3 separate regions of the Homo sapiens genome follow, and regions 1 and 3 are each linked to region 2. Evidence: chromatin contacts called from ENCODE Hi-C or POLR2A ChIA-PET data. All regions are on one chromosome and are shown on one strand. Each heading gives the region's core, a stretch centred on a gene start or an enhancer-like site at or near the end of the contact. The rest is flanking DNA. Distances are from core to core; before and after follow the strand shown. Region 1 holds the start of CD24 (CD24 molecule). Region 2 holds the start of PRDM1 (PR/SET domain 1). Region 3 holds the start of RTN4IP1 (reticulon 4 interacting protein 1).

What was found. Hi-C counts contacts between places; a loop is a spot of excess contacts on that map. ChIA-PET counts read pairs that join two places held with the same protein, here RNA polymerase II (POLR2A). Pooled maps may share reads with other maps.
Region 1: a loop to region 2 is called in a pooled map, with 2.8 times the contacts of the local background. The contact joins the promoter of CD24 here to the promoter of PRDM1 in region 2. A Hi-C loop is called at or near these places in 3 of 37 single-sample maps with no recorded cell type and 4 of 50 pooled maps. POLR2A ChIA-PET finds 5 or more read pairs at or near these places in 1 of 52 experiments (CD4-positive, alpha-beta T cell).
Region 3: a loop to region 2 is called in a map with no recorded cell type, with 4 times the contacts of the local background. The contact joins the promoter of RTN4IP1 here to the promoter of PRDM1 in region 2. A Hi-C loop is called at or near these places in 7 of 37 single-sample maps with no recorded cell type and 8 of 50 pooled maps.

Annotation. Positions count from the first base shown.
Region 1 is chr6:106,973,382-106,976,807 of GRCh38, reverse strand. CD24 (CD24 molecule) reads left to right here and starts at 2,079. Exons shown (of 2, transcript NM_001359084.1): 1 at 2,079-2,230. The coding sequence starts at 2,162. RefSeq lists silencers at 1,318-1,537, 1,578-1,727.
Region 2 is chr6:106,084,328-106,087,971 of GRCh38, reverse strand. It overlaps PRDM1 (PR/SET domain 1), which reads right to left and starts at 1,636. Exons shown (of 7, transcript NM_001198.4): 1 at 1,377-1,636. The coding sequence starts at 1,418. RefSeq lists enhancers at 1,289-2,008, 3,186-3,255.
Region 3 is chr6:106,628,064-106,631,205 of GRCh38, reverse strand. RTN4IP1 (reticulon 4 interacting protein 1) reads left to right here and starts at 1,708. Exons shown (of 9, transcript NM_032730.5): 1 at 1,708-2,458. The coding sequence starts at 2,185. QRSL1 (glutaminyl-tRNA amidotransferase subunit QRSL1) reads right to left here and starts at 1,628. Exons shown (of 11, transcript NM_018292.5): 1 at 1,501-1,628. The coding sequence starts at 1,524. RefSeq lists enhancers at 1,397-1,456, 1,487-1,626.

The DNA of each region.
Region 1 (3,426 bases), core at 830-3,329, 890 kb before region 2:
GCAACCTCCACCTCTCAGGTTCAAGCTATTCTCCTGCCTCAGCCTCCCAAGTAGCTGGGATTACAGGTATGAGCAACCATGCATGGCTAATTTTGGATTTTTAGTAGAGACTAAATTTTAGTAGAGACTAGATTTTAGGTTTCACCATGTTGGTCAGGTTGGTCTGGAACTCCTGACCTCAGGTGATCAGCCCTCCTCAGCCTCCTAAAGTGCTGGGATTATAGGTGTGAGCCACCACGCCCGGCCAAAGTATTTCTATATAATGTGGTACACTGTTAAACAGGAAAGTCCACTGGTGCTCGACAGAAATTCTTGTGTTCCCAAGCACATCTTAAACGTGCTTGGAAAGTTACTGAGCTAAAGTGACTGACCTTGAAGGCACAAACCAATTCAGTCACTATTCAGTCAACAAACCTACTGCAGATTTCATTGTCACTTTGCTTCCCTGAAACTTACTTTGTTTTAATGAGACTGCCACGCAAAAGTGAAATTTAGACAAATTTAGAATCTTACTACTCTGTGGTTTACTTTAAAGACCGAAAAATGCTTGGGCTAAACCTTAAATAAAAGTATTAAGTCTTGCAATTAAAAATTGAACCAAAAATACTAACGAGAGTGTTCTGCAAAACTGAAATTTAAACAAATTTACAACCATACTAGGTTTGGTCTCTGCTGTTTGCTTTAAAGACTGAAAAACACTTGGGCTAAACCTTCAATAAAAAGATTAAGTCTTGCAATTAAAATTTAAACTCAAAATACTCCACCAGTAAAATTACTTCAACTTTTGTTGTATGCTTGAAAGTTTTCACAATAAGATGGATAGGAAAAAAGTATTCCACCAAAATCTAAAGAGTGATGACGAATCTCCTCTTTGTGCCGGTTCATTAAATTGCCTAATGGCAACTACGGATAAGTAAATGCCTTTATCTCGAACGGTTCTGCTCTTTAAACGAATGACGGGCAACAGAGACCGAAAAAGTGTATCCCCAGGAATTCGAGAGGGACGGTGAATTGTAGTGGGACCGCCAGGAGGGGAGGTTCCTGCCCCCGAGTAGAACCTGGGAGCAGAGCCGCTCGGGGAGGGCGGTGGGGGCTTCAGGGCCGCGGAGGGGGTCCCCTCAGGGTGGGCCGTCTCCTCCTCGCCCGCCGCAGGCAGGAGCGCGGGGGACCGAAACCCTGTAGTTTGCAGCGTCAGGCAGCGGGTCTGCGCCCAGCGAGCGGCTCCCCAGCTCCTGGGAAGATGCGGACCCGGGACGCCCCCGTGAGCTCACTGCGCCTGGCTGACACGAGGCGCTCACAGAACAAAGCAAGGGCTTCGGGGAGGGCGCGGCCGCGGGGCCGAGCGCGCAGATCGCTCCGGACCCGGACACCGCCTGCGAGGAGCGCCGACCAGCCGGGAAGGGTTCGCGCTAGGCGGCGCCCGGGTCCCGTCGGCCAGGGTGAGCGTCCGGCCCGCGTCCGCGCCACGCCCGCCGCGTTCCCCTTTCCTCTGCGGCGGGCCGAGAGATAACCCTGCCCGAGGGGTCCCGGCGCCCGCCCCCCACGCGGTCGCACTGGAATTCGCAGCCCCTCTCGGGTCCCCGGGGCGCATTTTGCAGTCTGAGTGGCAATGCACTTGCTCCAGGACAGGCGGCTACCCCGCCGCAGCGGAGGCGCGGACTTTTCTTTTGGGGGGTAAGATGGCAGGTCCCGGGAAACAAAGGAAACTTGGGCCCGGCCCCCAGCGCGGCGTGTGTGGCTCGCGTGTGTGCCCCGGGTCCTGTGCCGGAGGCGCTGGGCGCCTGTGCCAGCCTGCCCGCAGCCCGCAGCCGGCGCGGGGATACCAGCCGGGTACCAGCAGCCGGCGGCGCCCGCCCACCTGCAGCGGCGCCCGCCCGGGGGGCTCCCGGCCCGCGAGGGCCGGAGCGGCGGTGGCAGTGGCGGCGGCGGCGGGGGCGCTGGGGAACCCGGAGCGGGGCGGGGAAGGCGGGGAGGCGGCGGGCGGCGGCGGAGGGGAGCCGGGGTGGGCGGGCGGCGCCACGTCACGGCTATTGTGGCTTTCCTGGTATATAAGGTCTCGCCGGCTCGCCGCGCTCCCCACCTTGCCTGCGCCCGCCCGGAGCCAGCGGTTCTCCAAGCACCCAGCATCCTGCTAGACGCGCCGCGCACCGACGGAGGGGACATGGGCAGAGCAATGGTGGCCAGGCTCGGGCTGGGGCTGCTGCTGCTGGCACTGCTCCTACCCACGCAGGTGAGGCCCTGGCGCCCGGCGGGGCTCGAGGGCCGTTCCCGGGGTGGGGGCAGGGGAGATGGACCCGGTCCCGGGGGACCGTCCTGCGCTCCTGCCTCGGGCCACGGACAGGGACCGGGAGAGAATCTTGCTTAGCTGACCAGGGGAGAGGGCCATGTGGACCCCATTTTTCCATTCCCTTGCGTGCTGCCCCCCCTCCTCCCACGGCCCTGGGAACAATGCAGCTCCGCGTGCGGGCTGAGAGGACCCTGCCCCACCCCAGGTTCCACGCTGTCCCTTCCCAGGCAGCCAGGTGACTACTTCCCACTTTCACCCAGAGGCCCGAGGTGCCTGCAGGGATTAGCGCCTGGAGAGCTCGGGCTCCCTGGGGACGTTGTCCCTGGGTCCCTGAGGACTCGCTTTCCCCTAGGAATGTCTTCGCGCTCCCCGCGCTCTACACAAAGAGAGGCGACGGTCCCTTTCGGGGAGGGCGGCTCACGCCCATCCTCCACCCTCGGAGTTGGATTGGGTATCCCGGAGAAGCTACGGCTATCTGGCCCTTTTTAAACAAACCCCGGTTCCGGGCTGAAGCCGAGGCGGGGACCCTCTCCTGACGCTGCGCTCTCTGCGAGGCAACCTTTCACGTCCATCGCTTGTCATCTTAGGATCCCCATGTTATTTTAGCCCAGATTGGCTAGTTCTGGGGAGGCAGCATGGTGGGACGATTCTGTCCCGAGTCCCCGCCAGGCTTTGTTCGGGTCGCCGCTACCAGCGCGGTCTCCCTAGATCCTCCATCCGGGGAACCTCGCCCCGGGTGCGGGTACCCGGGGCCGCGCAGCGCTGCCTCGAGGGTGTATGGATGCACCGCGCCGGCGAGAGAGACCGGGGGCTGGGCCTGGGAGACCCTAGCGGGGGCGGGGGCGAAGAAGGTACGTTTGTTTGGGTCAGTTCGGGTTTGGAGGATGGGAGTGACGGCTCTCCAGCGCCTTCGATTGGGGTTAATCGAGGACTGTCACTGGGGCTTCTCCCCCAAAGTTGGGCGCGCTGCGTCCTCCGTCCCCAGACATCGAAAGTCCGGGCTCACCTGGGAGTGCAGCCTGAGTGTGGAACGCGCTTCCCCACCGCTGGCGGGGTAACCGTACCCTATTGTCTTCCTCCCAGTCCGCTGCGCTCCCGAGCCTTCCTCAATTCTTTGATGGGGGAGGGGCGCGGCTGCG
Region 2 (3,644 bases), core at 387-2,886:
AACCTCACTGTGGGGAAAAGGAAAAAAAAAAAAAGAATCACCTCTGAACAATCCCTGGCTTTACCTCTCATGGCAGAAAAATGTTCTGGGCACACAGTCCAGTGTCCCAGAATGCCTGGGGTCATGGCCGCCAGACCCTCGGCACTGTGGAAAAGCTGCCTCAGAAAAGTGTCACAAACAAGGAGAGGAAGAGGAAGGAGCTCTGTCTGCCTCTGAATGAAGCTAAAAATGGAAAGCGCGTGTGGTGCAGGAGCGGAACCCAGCCTGCCTTTTCCAAATGGGGAAGACCGAACTTTCCCACCAGCTCCCAACGCAAAACAACTTTCAAAACAACTGCCTCCTCCCTCTGCTGCGAGCTCTCTTTCATCCTCTCACATGGAAGACTGAAAAGGGTTGCATCCTGCCAGCATCACTGAGCTACGGCCTCTTAGAAATCACTTGGACCACAGGAAAAGAGGAGGAAAAATGGGTGAAGGGGAAAACAGCCTGCAGTGTCTTCTGACTTGCAAGCATCTCATACCAAATTGAAAAGGCAAAAACAAAACATAAAACCGTTTAATAAAATTCCCTGGAGAGAATTCCTTTAGGAGTCCTCAGCTACAAATAGCACTTTCCATTTAAATCTGAAAGTGTATGAATTCCCAGAAGTCACTGATGTACTACAGTTTACTGTAACTAAAGTTATAACAAATTTAGAAGACTTGGAGGACAAGCTCTGCTTCCACTTGTACATTGATGAGGATATTCCCCCAAAATCCTCCCTCACACTCAGAAAAAAACTGTTTTCCAAAGGCAAAAAAAGGTAAACAACTTCTGTAAGGGTTTTCTCATATAGACATGTTTGATAAAAATGAGGAATATGGGTATCATTTCCATGTAAGAATGTGTGTTTGTTCAAATGTAAACATAACATTCTGTGGAAGTCCTTCAAGGAGGTTTTTACATTCTTCCACTTCTCTAAATAGGATGCTCTTAAAAAAAAAAAAGTTGGATGCAAAGTTGTTTTTCCCTCAGTTATGATTTAAGCAAACCTGCTTATTTTTATTTAGTTCCAACATGTAGAGTCATGACGCCAAACACATGTTAAAAATAAAATAAAATAGAAAACTTCAGCCAACCCGGAATAGTTTGACGAGTGTGAGCTGGAACCACTACTGAAATTTCAATGAATTGGCAATTATGTCTAGAACTGAAAGGGTTAATGATTCATAAGGAAAGTCTCACAAATGTTTGACAGCACTAAGTGCACTAAAGCAGAAGCATGTTTCTACTGCGACATTAGCCAAAAAAAATTAATAATAATAACAATAAAGGAAAAGAAAATAAAGTTTTCAGATCAATTTCAGAATTAAAAAAAAAAAATTCAAGTTCCTTACCAAGGTCGTACCCACACGTTTTTCCAAGCAAATATCCAACATCTGAGAAAAGTCTCGTTCATCTCTACCCAGTCCACATTCTCCCCGCGTCCCCCGCCAGGCTGAGCCGCACAGACGCGCACCTCGGCGGTCCCTCCTCGCTTCGTCCGGCCGCCCGGGCGCCCGCGTCCCAGCTCCGGGCGGACAGGTGCCGCGGTCGCTGCTCTTGCCTCTCCGCAACACTGGAGGGCCGAGTGTCACGGCAGCACTTTGTCTGTGTTAACCGTCTGGCTTCCCCTCCCTGCTTAAGATTTCCTTAGCCACTCGGCTGCGCGAAGTGGGGGCGTGGCCAACGTGGCCAACACCACCTGGCCGAGCCCAGGGCTTTCCCCCAGATTGCTAGCACAGCCGCCGAGAGCTTCCTCTCTTCGCATGTGTATTTCAACATTGACTTGGAATCTTCTTACTTCCCTTTGAAGGCACTTAACCTCAACGCTTACTTGGGCTCTATTGTATTCTAAACACTCCAGATCGCCCTCCTTCCTGGCGCGGCAGAATTAGGGGGCGCACGTTCCTTAAATTAAGGAAACTTAAAATTTACCTACACAGTTTCTGATTTCTCAGCTCAAATCCCCAGGTACAAAAGACACAAATCTTACTTCAAAAGAGCAAGTTAAATTGTTTTTGCAGCTAGTGTAATACAGTGGAGCTGTCTGGTCCTCAAGCTGTTGTGTATGTAACGCACGTTTCCCCGCCCCCCGCCCCAAAAGTTGTAACATTCCGTTTCTCCTGCTAACGTTCAAACTTGGCAGAACTAACTTTCCTCTTTTAACTATTTAGTAAATAGGGAAATAGGCAAAAGTTATAATTCTACAGATTGTTTGTTTTCCTTTCCTCTCCTCCCAGAACCCACAGGCTGACTTCCCAGGAGTGTAAGTAAAATGTAGAGCATTAGTCGTTTCACAGTTCAGAGGAATATTGAACTGATCACTGCAAGTGGAAAGCGGTCGGAGGCAGTAATTAGTGGGGCTTATTCTGAGCCCCGGCCAGCTTTTCCTCCAGCCCAGTCAGTCCTCTGTTGAAGGAAGGACATCCTGTGATGATGGCATACAATGTCCTGTTTGTTTATTATTAAGAGCGTGGACCTTGCATTCCTGCTTCTCATTACAAAACAAACCAGATGCTTTACTTCCTTCAATGGTCTTGTGCCTTCAGCAAGGAATCCTTTAATTCAGAGAAACAATGTTTATAGCAAACACCCCATTTCAATTATTATTTAGATCATTGAAATCCAGGTCTTCCATTTTTCCTGCTTGCCTTACCATAGGTAGGTTTTTTTAAAATCATTTCTCCTTCGACCTGCAATGTCTTTTCTAACATTTTAAATACACGTGTGCACACACATCCACCCACACACACACCCACATACACACACCCAGTTCCAACCTAATGATACCAACTTAGTCATACAATGAAATGGACATCTGAGTATTTGTTTACAGGAAGAAATGAAACAAAGCAAAACAAAAGCCCAACTCAATCCTAAAAAATATGTCTGTTTATCTTTAAAATTTCTTTTCTCACTTTTAGAAAACTTTTCTAGAATTTTTTTTAGGGGAGAGGGGGAGAGGCAAAAGATTATTTGCCAGGAAATGGTGTCTAAAGTCTTGCTGCAATCTCTCTCTCAGTACAGAACAATTAAATTCCCACTAGGGGACATGATTAGCACACACTCGCTGCTTGCTGCGTGGCCCACCTGTGATTGCATGTTATGCCAGAGGGGACGCTAGCACCAAGAGGAAGCAGGACTTTTAGAAGGCAGATCTGCTGGGGGTGGAAAACTGAATGAACAATTCCTAAGAGTCCTCAGAAAGCTCCAAGCTGATAATTAAACAAGAGAAATCCAGCCTGCTCAAGAGGGTTTATTAACTGATGCTGAGTCAGCACCACAATGGACAGAAAAACAATGTAGTCATACTGAAGGCTGGCCTGCTGTTCAAACAGTCTCACTTGCAGATGTTAAAGAGTATTTCACTTCCCTTTTAGAATCAAACTCTGTTCTTAGGCCACATACACCATCATGCAACTGCTGGTGAGTCAACCATGATAGAGTAAGGGAATAGGCAAAAAGTTTGATATTTGAGGTGGGAAGAAGGCTATTTTAAGCCAAATATTTGCTTTAATGACTGGAAGATGCCAGTGAATCAACTCACTGTTAATTAATATCAGCCTGCACTCACCTTCAGAGGTGGTGAAATGGGCTTGAGTCTAGGGAGGACGCAAACTTCA
Region 3 (3,142 bases), core at 459-2,958, 540 kb before region 2:
CGCCCAGGCTGGAGTGCAGTGGCGTGATCTTGGCTCACTGCAAGCTCCGCCTCCCGGGTTCACGCCATTCTCCTGCCTCAGCCTCCCGAGTAGCTGGGACTACAGGCGCCCGCCACTACGCCCGGCTAATTTTTTGTATATTTAGTAGAAATGGGGTTTCACCGTGTTAGCCAGGATGGTCTCGATCTCCTGACCTCGTGATCCACCCGCCTCGGCCTCCCAAAGTGCTGGGATTACAGGCGTGAGCCACCGCGCCGGGCATATTTATTTTTTAAAGAACAAATTTGATTCGACGCAATTTAAAATGATAACATAATAATGTATTTTGGGGGAAGAACTATTATTTAAAGCCTGTGGATTTCAATTTCTCATTATATATTACAGCTATCTATAATTATAATTCCACGCTGCCAGCTGGGAAACAAACAAAACGACAACTTCTAGGGTGGAATAAAAAGGAAGATGGAAGGCAGTTTAGGTCATCAGCGCCTACTTCTTACCAGAAATCACCTGGAGCCTCCATTAAACCATACTCCCGAACTTACCACACAGCTCTAATTAAGTCTAGAGTGGGGCATAGTTTTAGTTTCAACAGGTGCTTTATGTGACTCTGATAGCAATGGGCCTGCAGACAGTTCTAAGGTTGAGTGACGTGAACCAGGAAGCAAAAAGACCCGAATTAAAGCTATAACAGCAGAAATAACGTAAGAGGGCAGATTCCAGCCATATCTGCAAGATAGAATGAAGAGGGCTTAGTGATTTATTGGATATGAAAGATGAGGAAGAATCTAAAGGCAAATGAGATAATAGTTGTGCCATTAAAAAGAGTCTATTAAGAATTCAGAAATACCAGAGCTTTTTTAAGACGGGGGTTGAGAGGTAAGTCCTGTTACAATGATTACTTCAACACCGATTAAAGTGAATTTGAGGGTGCTTATGTGACATTTAGAAGAACTGCCCAGAAAGCATTCACAAATACAGTCTAGAATTCAAACACGACGTCCAGGACATGGAGACACGGGTTAGGAAATCACTGGTATCTTAGTGGTAGGTAAATCCTAGAGAACGAATTCTTTGAAAAAAGCCAAAAATTACTCATTTGAATTTTGCAAACTACAGTTTCGCCGGGCTTCTTAGCGACAACTGCAGCTAAGTGTCGGGGACAGAAGAGAGACTGAAGTGGCCCCGCAAGCCCCCTTTGGCAAAGCCCACTCCGAGACCATCCGGATCCCGACCTACACCAGAGCAAATGTCTAATGGTGAGAAGCCGCTTCACCACCCTACAGATCCGCGGTGCAGAGATTTCCCTGCTAAGGTCCTAACTCCTGAATGGGTACGGCGAGTACACCCGAAGAATCGAAAGGTACTTATCCCCCACTCAGTTCTAGAGGAAGCAGCGAGGTGGGCCAAGATGCGTGGTAAGGCCCAGGGACTCTTTGTCAACGAAGTCCGTTAAACTTTCCGCCCTCCCGGGGGCCTCAGCGGGCCAATTCCACTCACTTCTCGGAGGCTCCGGCCCAGCATGGTCCTCGTGCCCAGCCTGCCACCACAGGAGCCAGGCAAGGGGGAAAAAGAGGTCACCGGTCGCTAGTGATGTTACATGGGCGCAGCCATCTTTAATTGTCACTGAGCCCTTCAACACCGAGTACTTGGATTGGTTGAATTGCAGCCCGAGGAAATGATCTTTGTAGGCGATTGGTTGGCGCCGCAAAGCCATCCCGGCGGCTAAGGAGAGCGGGCAGGCAAGGAGATTCCGGGCCAGGGTCGCGGCGGCAGTCGGCAAGCGTTCGATTCTCTGGCGTTGGATCGCGAGCGGTGTCTGCTTGTCCCGCCGAGGGCTCCCAGGACAGGGCAGGGATCTAGGGGGTTTGCGCACCTGCTTTTTAATGCCCCGCCCCCCCTTTTTTTTTTAAAGTGGAGGGGGTGAAAGTGAGGGAGGAGAATGGACAGAATACTGACTGGAACGTTAATTCGAGCATTTCATATGCGAAGAGCGGAATAACAGTTCCGTATTCTTCTTTCAGTTTCTCCATTAGATTAGCTTCATTTTCGAATGCTCCGTTTTGCATGCTTAATTTTGAAACTAGCCCGTGGTTTGGCAGAATTTGACTGAATTCAGGGGTGAGAGTTTGATCCAGTCCAAGTGTATTTGAATTTGAGCACGCAGTTCAACCAGTGTTTACAATGGAATTTCTGAAGACTTGTGTACTTAGAAGAAATGCATGCACTGCGGTTTGCTTCTGGAGAAGCAAAGTTGTCCAAAAGCCTTCAGTTAGAAGGATTAGTACTACCTCTCCTAGGAGCACTGTCATGCCTGCTTGGGTGATAGATAAATATGGGAAGAATGAAGTGCTTCGATTCACTCAGAACATGATGATGCCTATCATACACTATCCAAATGAAGTCATTGTCAAAGTTCACGCTGCCAGTGTAAATCCTATAGACGTTAATATGAGAAGTAAGTTTTCAAAAGACATTGTTACCTTTTTTAAAAAAATCACTTTCATAAGGTATGCCGTTTTAAAAAATTGACTACGCTTCTTTGGTTTACATAAATGAATCATTTAGGTTTTTAACAATACCTCTGCAAATATTTCCAAAATTTTTGAAATTGCAATGGCCAGGGAATCCTTCTGGCCATTTGTATTGACAAAATATAAGCTTGATTGTTTTCATGCGTCCTTAAATATGTAAGTTCAGACTTGAGAACTGTGTCTGTAGCTAACTTTTTTTTTTTTGAGACTGAGTCTCACTCTGTCACCCAGGCTAGAGTGCGGTGGCCTGATCTCAGCTCACTGCAACCTCCGCATCCTGGGTTCAAGCAATTTCTCCTGCCTCAGCCTCCCGAGTAGCTGGGATTACAGGCGCATGCCACCACACCGGGCTAATTTTTTGTATTTTTAGTAGAGATGGGGTTTCACTATGTTGGTCAGGCTGGTCTCGAACTCCTGACCTCAGGCGATCCTCTGCCTCCGCCCCCTAAGTGCTGGGATTACAGACGAGCCATTGCGCCCTGCCTATGTTTGTAGCTAAATTTCTGTCCAGGGAACTTTGTGGTATTCTGAGATCCGTCACAGGCTTCGGAAGTATAGTTGTTTCCTAGTCAGTTTAGAATTTATGGGGTTTTTTGTTTGTTTTTGAG